Linked DNA regions of Mus musculus: region 2 is linked to region 1. Evidence: chromatin loops called from intact Hi-C (ENCODE). Cell type or tissue: left cerebral cortex. All regions are shown on one strand.

Evidence for each region. Peaks named below come from ENCODE experiments on the same cell type or tissue, not always from the same donor. Only the 100,000 strongest peaks of a DNase experiment are listed, where the experiment ranks them.
Region 2: it touches region 1 in a loop (4-fold over the local background); 20 of 42 quality-filtered maps call a loop at or near these places.

Annotation. Positions count from the first base shown.
Region 1 is chr6:114,331,143-114,339,142 of GRCm38, forward strand. No RefSeq gene overlaps it. Among named protein-coding and RNA genes, the nearest start is that of Slc6a1, 53 kb to the left of the region's middle. In left cerebral cortex, no CTCF peak of the experiment used is centred here; a DNase peak (open chromatin) is centred at 3,129.
Region 2 is chr6:114,221,581-114,229,580 of GRCm38, forward strand. It overlaps Slc6a11 (solute carrier family 6 (neurotransmitter transporter, GABA), member 11), which reads left to right. Exons shown (of 14, transcript NM_172890.3): 7 at 4,243-4,346. Among named protein-coding and RNA genes, the nearest start is that of Gm46972, 47 kb to the right of the region's middle. In left cerebral cortex, a CTCF peak has its summit at 3,003 (motif pointing right); DNase peaks (open chromatin) are centred at 3,008 and 6,037.

The DNA of each region.
Region 1 (8,000 bases):
ACTCTGACCCATAGACACTCAGTATTCCTCAGAATTCTTATAAAGTGGCTTTGTTTGCCAGGAGAAGCCCTTTACTTTCTTATCTGCTCCTGCAGCCAGACTCCCGTTTCTGGAGAGGGCAGCTAGTCTTCTATTATCTCAAGCAAGCTTCCCAGGGATCAGAGCTCCACACTGGTTCCTAGGCTGTTCCAGATAAGGCTCCCTCCTCCCAGATACCCCATTCTCTTCATAACCAGCTAGATTTTCTCCGGGTCCTGCTTTTTTCTGCTTTCCCAAAAGAGGCCTGTAGCCGTCCGGAATAAACTTTTTCTTTTCCACCCACAGAGCAGCCATTTTGATAGTTTCTCTCCCATGCCCTAGAATGCACACGCACGGTATTTACCAGTAGATAGTACAAGAGCATTCACGCCAGCATTTCAACAGCCTTCACTGGAGGCCTCAGCGCTCACCAACAGGAGGATAGGTAGATTGTGAGATTTTTCAAATAACGGAAATAGAAATGAACAAGCCGGAGCTCCACGGGGCAGACTTGACTTCATCAATACAACCCTGGGCAAAGAACGCTGAGAATACCGTGTGTGGCAGCGTGAAGGCAGAGCTCAGAATCAGACCAGCTGAGCTGCCTTGCCTGTGTTGGGACTGATGACCAGAGGGGCACAGATGACCTAAAGGCTTGATGACCTGGTGCTGGCTGCCAGGGAGTAGTGGAACCTCACTTTCTTCTTTATTTTGTACCTCAGTTATGAGTGCCCCTCCCTGACTCTCTGTAGCTGGGTGAGAATGCTTAGCCCCACCCCCGCACCCCCCACCGCCCTCCCATCTTATGGCCAGGTGTGGAGAGGCCAGTCTTCTAAGATGGCACACCAGAAGGACAGGACCCGGCCTCCTGACAGCCTCTATGGCAACCTTGACTCTGACCTGCCTCCTGGCTTCTGTTTCAGATGGCAGATGCCTTCTCTAGCTGAGCCCTTTGCTAGAGTTGGCACTGCAAGCCTAACAGAAAAGGCCAGAGGCAAGCTTGGGTCCTGCAGGTATTGGACAGGAACAGAATGGTGGCGGCTTTCTCCGGGGAAAGAGCACGGCTTTTACCACAGTGGGGACTGGAAAGCAAGAGCAGGCTGCTTGGCACAAAGTGAGTTGGTATCGAGCTGGGGCTCCCTAGTCTTGTATGTCAGGACAGTGGGAGTAACGGGTCTCTCCTCTGCACTGTCTCTGTGAGTGCCTCACCCAAGTCGTGAGTTCCTCTCAGTCCTTGACGCTAGGCTGGGATAGGAACAAGCGTGTGGGGTGGGGAGGGCTAATCACCCACCAGTCATCCTCCCCTCCTTGCTGGTAAAATGGAAACCCATTCTGTTTGGGCAGCAGTAGACACAATCCATTGAGCAGCTTCCCAAGCCCAGCTTCTCCTTCCACCTCTGCAAGTGCCCTTCGCTCTGCCCAGAGTAGGAGACCATACCTGCCTTCCCCCAAGATGGCCGCTCCAGGTTCTTTCCTAAGGCCTGGAATTGGCGCCCTGCTCCAGAAAGACATCCTGGACTCTCCCACTTCTGTTTGGAATTGCTCCACCCCAAGATGCCACATCCCTACTCTGTTGCAGAAACTAACCTGACTAGGGCAGTGAGGGAATAAAGAAAGGGCAGAGATATACATAGGAAAGCCGGGATTGGATAAACTGGGCCATCTGATGGGGAAGCCTCGGCACCCGGAAACGCAGTGTGTGTGTTATTTGAAGTTCAACGGGGAGGTGGGTTATTATGGCATAGAGCTGATTGAGGAAGTGTGGTTAGGACACACAGATAAAGTAGGAGATGGGGGATGCCATGCAGCTGGATCAAGGAGATAGGCTTAGCTAACCTCAGTAGGATAAATCTCTCTGTGTGTGTTGGGGAGCAATCTTCAGGCCATAAACAAGGGGAGAAAGCTATGGTGGACCATATATACATATACATACACATACACATACACATACACATACACACATACACACATACACACATACACACATACACACATACACACATACACACATACACACATACACACATACACACATACACACATACACATACACATACATATACATATACATCATATACATATCGTCATAGGAATATGGATCAGAGGAAGCTTTGAAGGACAGGCTTTCCCATTTCCCCCATGGGTTTTGAGTTAATGTGGACCATGATACGGACGTGCCCATGTCTATAGCACACATTCATCAGGGCTTTGCTCACTCAGGACTTCCCCTGCTCTGCACACCAGGAAGCCAGGAAAGAGACACTTATCCCCTGGGCTGAACTCCAGAGATGCACATCCTCACTCAGCTACTTAACGGCTTTCTGAGTTAGCCACACAGGCCTCACTGGCCCTGCTGATACACTGAGGGACTGAGAATCAATCAGAATAAGACCCACATCAAACCCCACAGTGATCTTCCCCTCAGATGATGAGCCCTGACAGAATCTGCAGAACCGCCCAGTCCATCAGGAAGAACTAACACCTGGTGGGATGTAGCTGTCAGGACCAGGAGGGAACCAAAACCTTGGTGCAATGTGATTCCTATGGTCCAGCACAACTCTGCAAGACACATGCCGCCATCGGCCCCAGTTTACAGAGAAGAAGCCAGCTGTCAAAAAGAATTTACTCTGTCAGCCATTTCCTGCTCATCGCCAACGTACTCAGTTCATTCACCTAGAAACTAAAGCAGCCACGGAGAGCTTTCTTGCCGATTAAGTAAATGTACAGACATGTTGGGAAGCACAGTGGGCAGCGTCAGCAGGGTGGGAGAGGAATGTGTAACGTAACAAATGGTGGGCACACCAGAAACAGATCTTCAGAAAGTCTCTCTGCAAGCACTGAGAAAGAATAAATAAGAGAGTGTGTTCCCTTGACTTAGCCCTGCCGCTCCCAAGACTTACTTTCTTAGGCATAATTCAGAGATGCAACCAATGTTTTTCTCCAGAAATGTCACCATGGCATCCCACGTGACAATGGCCATAGAAGAAAGAGCTCACAGGCAGTTTGGTGGCAAGCTTTTCAGGATAGATGTCACCCCACACTCACCCCAAGCAGACACTCCTGAGCCATTCGGAGTGATATTGGAAAAGAACCGCAAATGTCACTTTGCTTCAAGTGGCCACGATTTGGTGACAGATTAAAAATAGGATGCAAAGTGCCACATTTAGACAGCCCCTCACTTGCCAGGACCAGATGTTTTTAGCAGGGCTGCCATCTGAAAGTGACAGGCATTTGGCAGAAACCTCACCTCCAGTCTTGCAGTTTGAACTTTACTCTTTCCGGGGCTGGTTATATTCAGTGTAACACTAGGTTGCCAGCCATGTGGAATGGGAAACTGAGGAACTCCTGGTCAGCCACAGGATGAGATGAGCCCACTGCCTGCCCCTCTGCCACTGCCGTGTGACAAAGCTGCTGTATAGAACAGGCTCAGCGTTCCCTGTGCTTCTCGACTTCCAACAGTCTCCTAACGTGTGTTTTATTGGGATGTAACTCCGTCCTCACACAATGGCACACAGACCTTGTTGTGTGCTATTTCTCAGTTGGAATGAGATCTTGGGAGCTGGAGTAGAGGTGCTATCAAAATCAACTGAAGTCCCAGCTACCTTTGCTGCAGAGGTGGGCCTGATACCCTAGCTCATCCCTGCTCTTGGCAACTGTCTTAGTTTAGGTTTGCTATTGCTGTGGTGATGACACCATGACAAAAACAAGATGGGCAGGAAAGCGTTTATTGGCTTAGGCTCCCACATCACATTAGAGGAAGTCAGGACAGGAGCCCCAAACAGGGAAGGTCTCTGGAAGCAGGAGCTAATGCTTCCACAGAGAATAGTGCTGCTTACTGGCTTGCTCAGCCTGCTTATAGAACGCAGGGCCACTAGCCCAGGGTTGGCAGCACCTACAATTGACTGGGCCCTTCCCCAATCATCAAAAACAAAGAAAATGCCCTCCAGATTTGTCTACAGACCAATCCACAGCCGGCGTTCCTTAGTTAAGGTACCGTCTTCTCAGAGGACTTTACCTTGTATATCAGGTTGTTGTACAACTGGCCACCACAGCACAGCTAGGTAGGACAGCCCATGTCTTTGATCCCAGCACTTAGGAGGCAGAGGCAGTCAGATCTTTGAGCTTAAGGCAAACCCGATCTTCAGAGTTAATTCAAGGATAGTCAGGGCTATGCAGAGAAACCATATCTCAAAAACAAAAACAAAACAAAAAAACCAAAAAACAACAACAACAACCAACCAACCACTACCCAGCAACCTTCCAAGATAGCTGCAAGATAGATAGCCTGTGTCCTCAGATGGAACACAGGCATGGGAAATTAGATTCCCAGCTGCTGTAGTTTGGATCCTGAGCTGGAAAGATAGAGCTCCTGTCGTCTGTCACCATAAACAGCCACCGGCAGAGACAAGAGTGAACCCTTAAATCCTGCTTTATTCAGGGGACAGCAAGGTAAGGAGGAGGCAGGTTCACCCGCGAGGAAAAATAGACCACCGGAGTCAGGGCTGTCAGTCAGGGTTAGGAGCTTAGCCTCATCCCTGAGTTTTGTGGTGTCAGCGTCCTGCACGTCTGCCCTCTCCACTGTCTGTCTGTACCTCCAGGTTCAGAGGCACTCTAGGTTGTTCATAGAGTGCACATGCAGACTCTTGTCCAAGGCGTGGTGGGAAAACCTGCCCTAATAATACAAGATGTAAAGTGCCCCATCTGTCCCTGTGTTACTAAAGATCTACGAGCTAAAGACTTGGCTCTGTTAGGGGAGGGTGGGTGCTTTAGGAGGTGGGGCCGAGTGGAAAGTCCTAGGTCATTAGGGGCAGGCTCCTGAAGGGGTAAGGAGCTGGTCCCCTTCATCAAGTGTCTCTTGTTTGTCACACGACTACCAGAAGCCTAATGGTAACAGATTCATTGATCACAGAGTGAAACTCTCAGAGCGACCATCCCAGGCATCTATTTGTCTCAGTACTGGAACTCCAGTACCTAGTCGTGGCCCCTCCTCCACCCCTGCCCCATGGAGGTGGGGGTGGGGGTGACTTTGACGGTGGATACTCTTAATGCAAACTTTTACCACTCTCTTCTAAGCCGTTTTCAATGATTATCAATCACTTTTATAATCAAGGTGGAGAGAAGGCAATAAAAAAATCACTGGGTCGTGCAAAGAGTCTAGAAAGTTCCTGAAGACTGTTTTCCCCCAGGTGTTAGCCGTGATTGTTTCCAGATGGTGGGAGGATGGTGGCACTGAGAACTCTTTTACTCTGTTCTGTCTTTTTCCCCCCCTTGGTGGAAAGAGAGTTCATGAGTTATTTAGAATTCTGGCATGTTGATCCCTGAGGCTTCCATGGGGGGGGGGTCTGCTGTATCCCATAGGATGAAGGTGGTACCTGCAGACCCTTGGTGGCATCCTACCTCCCCACCAGCCTGGAGCATGGCCACCCCTCCCCAACACACACCGGAAAAGGTTGGAGCTGGTGCCAGCTTGTGCCTCTCTTCGTCCCCCTCCCAGGAGAGCCATGTCCTCGCTCATCTGTAACTTTCAATTAACCAGGCACCAGGCTCCAGCTCAGAGGCTGAACAAATGTTCCAGGGAGGGAAAGAATCCAGCCCAAAGCACTGGGAGGACATTTCCTTTTAATTAAAGTGAGAATTAAGGCGGCTCTAAAACCCATTCTGGTGAGACCAGAAGGTGGTCCAGGAGGAAAGGTTGCCAGGGAGGCATTCTGGGGAGGGAGGCAGGGTGCAGGGTGCGAGGAGGGAGCCATCCACTCTTGTATTTCTCATTAGGCCCCCGCAGGTCTGGGTCTGCTAATGCAGGAAGATGGAGGCTGGCATCAGATGGTCCTGGTAATTAGAACCCTTGACCCCCAGGGCCGCCTTACTGGGACAGGATTATTGTTGATACTGGGTGTCTGGGTATGTGGGAGGAAGCACTTGGGCAGATGGAGTTTAGAACAGGGCCCCCTGCACCTCCAGGCTCCCTCTCTATTCATCCTGAGCCAACCTCTCAGAGGCCTCAGAGAAGAGAAGAGAAGGCCTTGGCCTTCTCTCTCTCTCTCTCTCTCTCTCTCTCTCTCTCTCTCTCTTTGGCAGAGACAGGAATGGGGAGTGTCAGATAATGATTCACAGTTGTTGAGTGTCACCACTGCTCCTGGGCTTAGGAGCTGTGGCTTTGTGGGTTTGAATCCACTTCTGTTCCTCCCTGATTCACTGAGGACAGCTTCATGGTCCCCGTGGGCCCCCACTTCCCCACCTGTAAGTTAGAGGTGACAGTGACACTTGCGTTGAAGGGTTGGTGTTCAGGGCTTAGAATCTCCTGCCCATAGTGCCAATCGCTCAGAGCTGGGAATGGCACAAGGTAGGGGATGATTCAGTCCAACAGTGTGGCCATGCTGAGTAGAGGATCTTCGTCACAGCCCCTGACATGAGCTGGATTTGGGCAGGGGTAAGAAGTAGGCAGCAGTCTTGGTCACAGGGAGGACCTCACTCTCATTCACTAGGTGGTTCTGAGTCCTTACGATCAGGGAGATGATCCAGTTTCAATAAGATGGATGTGATCTCTGTCGGAGGTGGGTGTCTTTATGAAATGATCTCTCTGTGAGTCTCCGTGGCCTGCATCTTCAGGAGAGTCACTAGAGGCCTTCCGATGCCCTCTGGGGGGCTGGGAGGGAGCCTGAAGGCTGACAGGAGGACACCTCTATTTCTCATCTGTGGACCTTTACCCTGGCAAAGAGCTGAGATGATAGACCTGGTGTTGTCCGTAAGCAGACAGGCATGCCGTGAGCCATCAGCACACAGTCATGCCAGTGAGTGACTGTGCACAAACGTTCAGATGTCATGCAGCTATCTTGCTTGCATGGATCTTGAAGGCCCAGATGAGGCGTCATTGCTTGTTCTGCAACACAAGCTATTCCCAAGTCTCTCTGTCTCTCTGTCTCTCTCTCCTCTCTATCTCTCTCTCTTTCCCTCTACCTCTCCCTCTCTCTCCCTCTCTTTTAGCCTCTCTTCCCCTCCCTCCCTCTCTCCCCTCTCTCTTCTCACAAGATGGGCTGCCAATCACGCCCTTGAACCTCCAGAACTATGAGCCAAAAATAAACCTGTCGGCTTACTTCATAAGCCCGTGTCAGGTGTTTTGTCTTAATGTCTAAATCGACGCCTGCTTTCTGGGCTGCAGTGAGGACTCACCCAGTAAGCCTGCGCACAGGGTAAGAGTGGGCACCCTCGGTGAGGCCTGCATGTCAGCTGTTCTTTTCTCTGCAGTGCCACTTCCATTAAATGCACAAATTCATTGTGTCATGCCAGATCTCGTGTGCCAGCCACTCGGGGTATCTCTTTTGGTTGGTGCACAAAGATCCCCAGAGAGGTTATGTTACTTGTGAAAGGTCACACAGCTCTTAGTAGGGAGCGGAGTTGGGACTTGACCCCAGGATTTCTGACTCCACTGCCCACCGTCCTTTCTTTCATTTGGCCTCAGGAGATGGGGTGTAGATATGGAAACAGTATGCACTGAGCCTTGCAGGGATAACTTTAAAGACTGTAACTACAAAGGGCGTGGCTATCAGAGTTAGATGGGTGGGGTCCTGGCTTAGAGGAGCTCCAGCTTAAGTCACCTGCCTTCTTGGCCAGCAAGAGGAGAGTGGGGACCCCATTGCTTTCTTGAGCAGCTGAACCAAGAACAGCAGGGGCATATAGCAAGAATTGCCAAAGGAAGGAAATGGGAGGCCCCAGCAGGAGAGTCCCTAGACAGGCTGCCTCCCCACCCCTGAGCCCTCTAGGGGCAGCCAGAGACGAAGCTTCCCTCAGTACCTTGTGGGAAGTCATGAGGCAGGGTGCCCTGGGCATCAGATCCTAGCAGGGACCAGCAGGCTTAGGCTTCAAAGCAGAGAAACCGTCCACCCCTTCCTAAGAGTCAGAGGAGGATACACTGAGAACACACATTGCTAGACCAGCTCAGCCCTGTAGGACACTGAGCCCCTCTTGCCCTGCATCCCACCCCA
Region 2 (8,000 bases), 110 kb before region 1:
TTCTTAGGACAAAGGCAGAAAGGGCAAATTTTGCCAAACTATCATAAAAGTGATCTCTAGCCCAGATGCTAATATTATTCTCCCATGGAACCTCTTGAGCTGGACCTCCACAGTCTACACAGAACTTGGCATTACTGTCTTCCAAGTGGCTGATTAAGTTCTGCAGAGAGCATTCAACTGCTTCCTAGTCTAAGGTTTCAAAGTCTTCCACATTCCTGGAAAAACTAGCATGGTCAGGCTTGTGGACATGGGCCCACCCTGAGCTGGGAAGAGGTAGGTTCCCCAGAAGAAGCTGAAGTCCCACTACTCAAAGGAAAGAGACGGAAGCTGGGCTTCCAGGACAGTTGTCTGCAAGTGCAAATCCACACATGAGTTTGGGATGCCCATCGTTGGGATGTGTGGACAGGAGCTCTGGAATCTTTTAACTCAGAGTTGAGGGCTGTGACAGGCTTTGTTGAGTGATGGTTGAGCAAGCTTTTCCACCAGCCTACGGGCTTCTCTCACTCTGGCCTGTGGGAGGCTGAGATAGCAGGACCACTGATCACAGGTGTGAGTCCCTTGTGAGTAACTACCAGTGATCAGTCGGCCACCAAGCATCTCACAGGACTCCATCAGGAGTGGGCATTCTGTTCCTGGGTCAGCATCTGAGCTGTGTTCTGCCTCTCCCTATGGCCCGCTCACTTTCTGTATGGAAAGAGGAATTCTCAGGAAGAGACCGACACATGGGAAAACTGAGACAGAGATGTAGCATTTAGCAACATATTCATCTCTCTCCTCAATCTTCTGCAGTTTTTACTCTTTTGGACCGTTTCTGCCAACACGTGGGCATACTCAAGCTCCTGCCACTTTGAAATTCCCTCCTTGAGTTTTGATTTTTCCTTTGCACTGCTACCTGCTCTGAGTCTTCATCTGCAACAGTGGGGTTTGTGGGGTTTTAAAAATCATGTTTAATATATAATCTTCTTTGAGGACTCCATACAATTTGTTTTAATCATATTTGCCCACTTTGTTCCCCCAAAACTCCACTTTGTGTTTTGTTTTGTTTTGTTTTGTTTTGTTTTGTTTTAGAAGACACTATCTTACACCAAACATCCTGGTCTTCTGCTCTTCTGATCTTTCTGTGCCCTCCTCCAAGACGTTCCCCGAGTCTTAGGTAAAGGGATGTGTTATAGATGCAACCATTGGGGTTAGGTGCTCATGATCAGTTGTTCTCCACATCTGACCAGTGTGGTTTTCTGTGATGATCTCTGCTGCTAAAGGAGGCTTCTTTGAAGACAGGTAAGAGCTACACTCCCCTGCAGGTGTAAGGATAAATATTTTGAGGGCAGTTAGGAGTCAAACTGCTTTAGAGTGGCTGTAGTAGGTTCTCCTCTAGGGTCTAATGGCCTCAGCAGCCATGGACGGTTGGCTAGGTTAACAGTGCCAGGCATGAATTTTCTCCTACCGAGCAGGCTTTAAGTCCAATCTGACAGCTGTTGGTTATTCCAGGATATATATGCCATCATTGCAACTTTCGGAATCTCTTGTCATTCTGGTCATTGGGTTCATAGGTGCTACCGCTGGCTAGGCCTACTGATTGCTTCCTCCTTGACAGCCTGCATGGCTTGTTCTGATGCTATGAGAGGTGGTCCTGAGGGAGGAGGCATTCAGGTCAGATCCAGATGGATTCCCCCTGTGCCCAAATTATGTAGTGTTCCTAGTAATGAGGGCTTACCTTCTTTTTCAAGAAGGCACCAAGGGCTACGGCAATAGCCTATATTATTTGAGTAGTTTCTTGGGCTCATCTAACCAACAATGCAAAAGTCTATTTCCCATGCCTGGCATTGGGGTTTATACTATCTAGTCTATGACTATTGAGAGGTTACCCAAAGGGAATAACTTTAATTAGGCACTGTGTGTGTGTATGTGTGTGTGTGTGTGTGTGTGTGTGTGTGTGTGTGTGCTTTTAAGTAAACACAATGGGCTAGAGAGATGGCTCAGTAGTTAAGAGCACCATCTGCTCTTCTAGAGGTCCTGAGTTCAATTCCCAGCAACCACATGGTGGCTCACAACCATCTGTAATGAGATCTGATGTCCTCTTCTGGTGTGTCTGAAGACAGCAACATTGTACTCACATACATAAATAACTTTTTTTTAAAAATGAGTAAACACAGAATAATATGATCCCAATGGCTTTTAAAAATATTCTTGTATTCTCTCTACTTCCCAATACCTGTGTCTCAGTATACTCTGATTTGCCAGCATCCTGTGCATGCACACACACGCACATACACATGCACACACACAGACATGAATGTGCTCACCCTGTGTTGCTCCTTCGCTGACACTCTAAAGCCAACCAGCCTAGGTTAGGAGAGGTTAGCAGACACTCCTGTCGGTGTCAAGAGCACTTCTCAGATGTTACTACTGGATGGTTTCACAAATGTGAGCAGACCAGGCAGAGTGGCCTGTTCTGTGTGAGAAAATCCTGGAGAAGGATTTGTGCCTGGAATGGGGATGTTTTGGTAGCTAGGATGCTATGGGGCAGTGCCACCATGTGCAAGAGATAGCTGTGGTCAGGGAGACACAGAATCAAACACCAGGAAAGTTCTCACTTTGGGAAATGACTACCAGTCAGAGACACCTAAAGAAGAAAGGCTCCCTGCCACTGGAAGCAGTCAGTGGAAGTCCATCAGAAGGACTTAGTAGGGAGCCTGATCTGAGGTATGGATGCTACACCAGGATGCAGGGTCTAGTTGTGAATCTGCATGAGTCTGGCAATGCAGTGTCTCTAGAAGGTCTCTGTGTTTCCACCCATCACGTTCCAGCTGTGTGGCCTTGGGCAGGTTACTTGCCCTCTTTCCTCCTGGGCCATGGGAGGAGGCTAAGAGCACCCACTGTACCCTGCCCAGGACTGCTGACATTTAAGGGCAATCTTATACAGAGGTTCAGCAAGGTGCCTTGCATACCAAAAGTGCCTAATAAAGGCTGCTGCTGTCTGGGTTCAGTGCTGAGTTTCGTCTCCAGGTGGCGCTGGATGCTCAGCCCAAATCCCAGCTTGAGTTTCAGCTGTGGCTTTCCTCAGAGACTTCTAGGTAGTGAGCTTAGAGCCTCAGGGAGGGGAAGTACTGGAAAAGTCAGTGTGGTTGCTGCAGTGTGGTCCGTTCTGTCCACAGAAGTTTTAACCAGCATGACGACATTTTAACCTTAGTGACTAAGAAGCTGCTTGCTGGCTGGGTCCCAGGGACACTGGTGTTAGGGGATCTTTTATAAGCTAGTAGATCCAAACACATGCACACACGCATGAGTACACACACCTCTCCTGGACTTGGGAGAACGGTATTAACACTTTCTCTGCACAGCCATGAGACTTTGTTCTCATGGTTATTTCAAGGGAAATAACCTTGAGAAAAGGGAGTGGGGTTTTGGGGACTTAGATGTGATGTGGCATAGAAGCAGGGCCCACAACCAGGAATCCCAGTCCTAATATGCTCATCCTCATAGCAGGCCTCACAGGATCCTTCTTTTCCTACTTTGCAGATGAGGAAACTAAGCTGGAAGAGGCTAAGTTACTTTTCCAAACTCCTACAACTGGCACCACGGCTCTTACTATCCAAATACCATTGTTGGTTTGATTTTTTTTTTTTTTCTTTTTCGAGACGGGATCTTACTATTTAGTTCTGGCTGTCCTAGAACTCACTCTGTAGACCAGACTGGCCCTGAACTCACAGAGATCTGCCTGCCTCTGCCTCCCGAGTGCTGGGATAAAAGGCGTGCGCCACCACCCCTGGTATACTTACTTAATTCGTTTATTTTTTGGAGACAAGGTTTTGCTATCTGCTCTGGCCAGTCTAGTCACTAAATAGACAGGCTGACCTTGAACTTGCAGAGATCCTCCTGCCTCAACCTTCTTAGGGCTAGGCTTATGGGCTTGTGACCACAGGCCCAGCTCAATATCCAAATTCTCATTATGTAGTGGACTATTACCACAACCTTTTCTAATTCTAGAAAAATCTAGAATTTATTAAGGAAATTTCTTTTTAATGAGGTAGTCCCCAGGAATATAAATGTTTTAATAGGGGTTTCTGAGAAAGTTAGGAAGTTTGATATTTATGTTACTTCAGGGGGAATGTCCAGAGAACAAGCTCTCTCCTCCCACATTGGACTCTCCCTCCTCCCCCATTGGACTCTCCCTCCTCCCCCATTGGATTCTCCTTCCTACACTTCTGACTCAATGACCACATTTTTTATGCCCTCCTCCAGGTGTGGGTGGACGCTGGGACGCAGATCTTTTTCTCCTATGCCATCTGCCTGGGCTGCCTAACCGCTCTGGGGAGTTACAACAACTATAACAACAACTGCTACAGGTAAGCCCGTGACAGCCACAGTTTCCAGCCCTCACAGCTGTCCACCACACAGGGCCCGGAACACAGATAGCTGCTGGTCAGACACTCCATTTCCCCAGGGTCACAGGGACAGACCTGGGAAATTGCCACATGCAAGCAGAGTCCGCCCTGAATGCACAGTAAATCCACCCTGCAGCCTCAGTCAGGACTCAGTACCGACAGGTGCAGCAGAAGTGTATATACAATGTTTCCCATGGCCACACGGCTAATTGGGAACTAAACTGGCCCAACCCGGCTGTTTCCACACCATGGACCTTGTTTCTGACTGGTGTTGCTTCTCACAGGTTCGTGGGGCCCTCTCTTGGCCCACCTGGAGTGGCTAGGTCCTCTTTAGCCCATCCTCGACCTACCTTCCACTTGACATCCTGCAGCTAGCCACTTGCAAAACCTCAAGGGGTCCAGGTAGGGAAGTGTCTAAGGCTGTGGATCAGCCTGGCAGATCTGTAGCCTGAGTGGCCACTGTGAGGCTGAGAACCAGGGACAGTCAGCACTGTGCGTGAGGGGAGGGGGCGGGATAAACTCACTCTGGGGTCCTTGACTGTGAGGACAGATTTTGTCCTCACACCTAAAAGCCAGGTATGTGGCACACAGTAGGTGGATACTCGCTAGTTGGTGGACAGAGCATCATACTGTAAGACTGGGAGCTCCTTCTGTAGGAAGGAGTCTCTGGAGTGGTGATGAGAAACTGCCGTGAGAACAGACCAACTGAGGAAGGATATTCCACCTGTATCCACTCTATGTAGCAGTTAGCCACAAAGGGAAACTATCCCAGAGTAAGGAATTAAATGCTAATTTGAAGATTCGAAACGATGATAGAAAACTAAAATGGAGTTCGTAGAGGAGGGAGCAACTGATGGGTCCACAGGAAAATGTCCTTTGCCTCAAACTTCTGGGAAGAAAGAAAAAACTATTCAAAAAGAAGCTGGGCCTGATTTCCCCTCTCTTGATTGCTGTACATAGAAGGTACCTTGTTTACTCTGGGTTCACATTGGTTTTATGATGAAATAAGAAGTCAGGAGAGCCAGGCATATTAGTACACAACACTAACATGCAGGAGGTTGAAGCAGGATTGCTGTGAGTTTGAGGCTAGCCTGGGCTACATAATGAGTTCAGGCTAGCCTAAGATACAGTTAGACCCTGTCCTAGCCCTTCCCCAGCCCCATTGCAGCAAGGAAAATCAAATTAGTACTGATAATATCTGTGTATTATTTAACGCCAATAAGATATATAAATTATTTATTAAGTTAGATGATATAATAGTGACATATAAAGTGTTCACGGGCAGGGGGGGGGGCTAGATCATAATATATAAAAAATTATTATTATTATTTTTTTACCAGCAAGCTAGCAGTGGATCTGAAAATGAACAGCATTTTATTTTGTAAGAGGGGCCTGTCCCAATTCACTCCTGGTAGGAACTCATCAGACAGGATCTTTCCTCTTCCTGCCCCCTCAGTGGAACAAAGCAGATGCCTGTGAAACTGTTTCCAGAGTGTTCTGCAAACAGGTCTGCCCAGCAGTCAATTAATCCCTTCTGCTGACAGCTTAGTCGCCTCTGGAGCTCGTGCAAGCCCAGCTCAGCTCCTGCTGACTTCAAAGCTCTGGTTATGTAAGTCTTCCCCAGAGGTTGCAGGGAGCTGTAGGGAAGGCTTAAGAGGGATAGACAGCCTGGCCAGGCAGGGCTCAGCCTCATGTGGCTGAGTGAGCTCACAGGTGGAGACTGACATCCAGATACAGTGTTGAAGGAGCTAGAGGTCCCTAGGAACTCAAATACAAGAAAGTGATCTGAGGGCCTGTGGGAGAAATAGGGACATTTGCCTTCCCCAGCCTCATGGTGGCTGAAGGTGCCTGCCCACACTCTGGTCTTGGAAGCCCTGATTCTTAGCAAGTGTCATTTAGCTCCAGAAAAAAAGGGTTATCTGAGAGGATTGGATTCCCAGCTACAGTTTACCTGAGAACAGATGATAAAGCCTGAACTACGATGATTGGATTGGGGGACCTGACACAGAACTGGCACCCAGTGGCTCCTTAAATGTGACAGAAGTCCAGAAGGTAGCAATGCCCCCTTCTCCAGGCCCTTGTCCCCACAGCTGGATAAGTCAGGGCTGCTTGGCTTTAGATGAGAGGAGAAGGTGCACAGGGCAGCTGCGACTGGATTTTGGACAATGAGATGCCAGTGGAAGTGTGACTCCTTGCTGCCTTGGGAATATGTGATCCTCTTCTAGACTGGGTTGAGCTTCTTCCAGAGTAGAGGCAAATTGCGCTTTAGATAGTATACATAGTCAAGGTTAGCAGCCCAGCTGACATTCACTCTCTAAAGGGATCTTTAAAGGGACCTGGATCAGTCCTCTACTGCCATGGTAATGTTTGTGACAAATAACCTTGGCCCCAGGGGCGAGGTGTTTGTGTTAAGGTTGACTGGGGAGAATGTCCTGGCTATGAGTGGGTGGGTTTGGCTTCAGGCCAAGCTCAAATCTGCTCTCTGTGTGTACACCCTGTAGTCCAGGCTGAAGGGACAGTTACTCCCCTGGAGAGTTCTTCCCACCTTAATCATCATCATCATGGTAAAAGACAGGTTCAGTTAAGAACATACAAGTCAAATGTCTGTCGTGTCAGCCAACATCTTACTATCCAAAAGTAGGTCACATGGCTAAGCCCAGACCAGTGGATCTGGAGGTTCCATTCCACCCCCAAATGGGGGGATTAGAAACAAACCATGAGGCCCCGATACCAAATACTTTATCATGTTTAGGTCAGTCCCAAAGAAGACCGTACAGGGAGAATCATAGCCCCAGGCTCCTGACTCCATGTCTAGTGCTCTCTCCACCGTGCCCTCTTTACCAGGGTCATTGTTGGTTTGTTATAAGTATCACCTTTGGTTCTATTACAAAAATCATGGTTCAAGAAGAGAGGAGAATTCTCAGTCCTGCATGTGACAGCTGCAGAGGCCCTGGGTAAGCCAGAGTGCACAACAGATGGGGGACAGGATGAGTGGCAAGAGAACCGGGGTGTTACCTGAGAGAACAGAAGACGGAAGGAGCCATGAAGCTAAACCTCCAGGCCACCGTAGCCTCAAGCCCCACCCCCATAGCTAAGTCAGATTCTAGCTAGCAGGATATATGCAGATTCTCTGTGCCATAGGCAGGAGATGCCACTCAGTAGGAAGGGGCCAGTGGAAAGGGGCAGTGAACTCTAGCTCCTGGACCAGAAGCAAAGGCCACAGTGCCACTCCATCTAGAACACGATTGGTCAGGATCATCCAAGTACTCCTCCCATAGAGAGCGAGGCACTGGCATGCATTCTACCTGAACTGTGAGCCCACACCACAGAGGCTGAGTTCTAGTGCCTATGCTAGCATGGGCCGAGTCTCTGGATCAACATCCTCATCTTGATGGAGCTCCAGCATTCGCTGCTGCCTGGTTGGTTTCCCACGGGTTGCGGGTTTATGTTGGTGTTTCCCAGCTGGTGAGCAAGTCAGAGTAACTGCTCTGATCATTTTCCTCTGTAAACTAGCCCAATATCCAGGACCTGCATAGAGCAGAATGCAGGGCTTTGCTTGGTAATGAGCTTAGCCAGAATGGGTGCCACCACAAAACCTCTCCCTTGCTTAGCCAG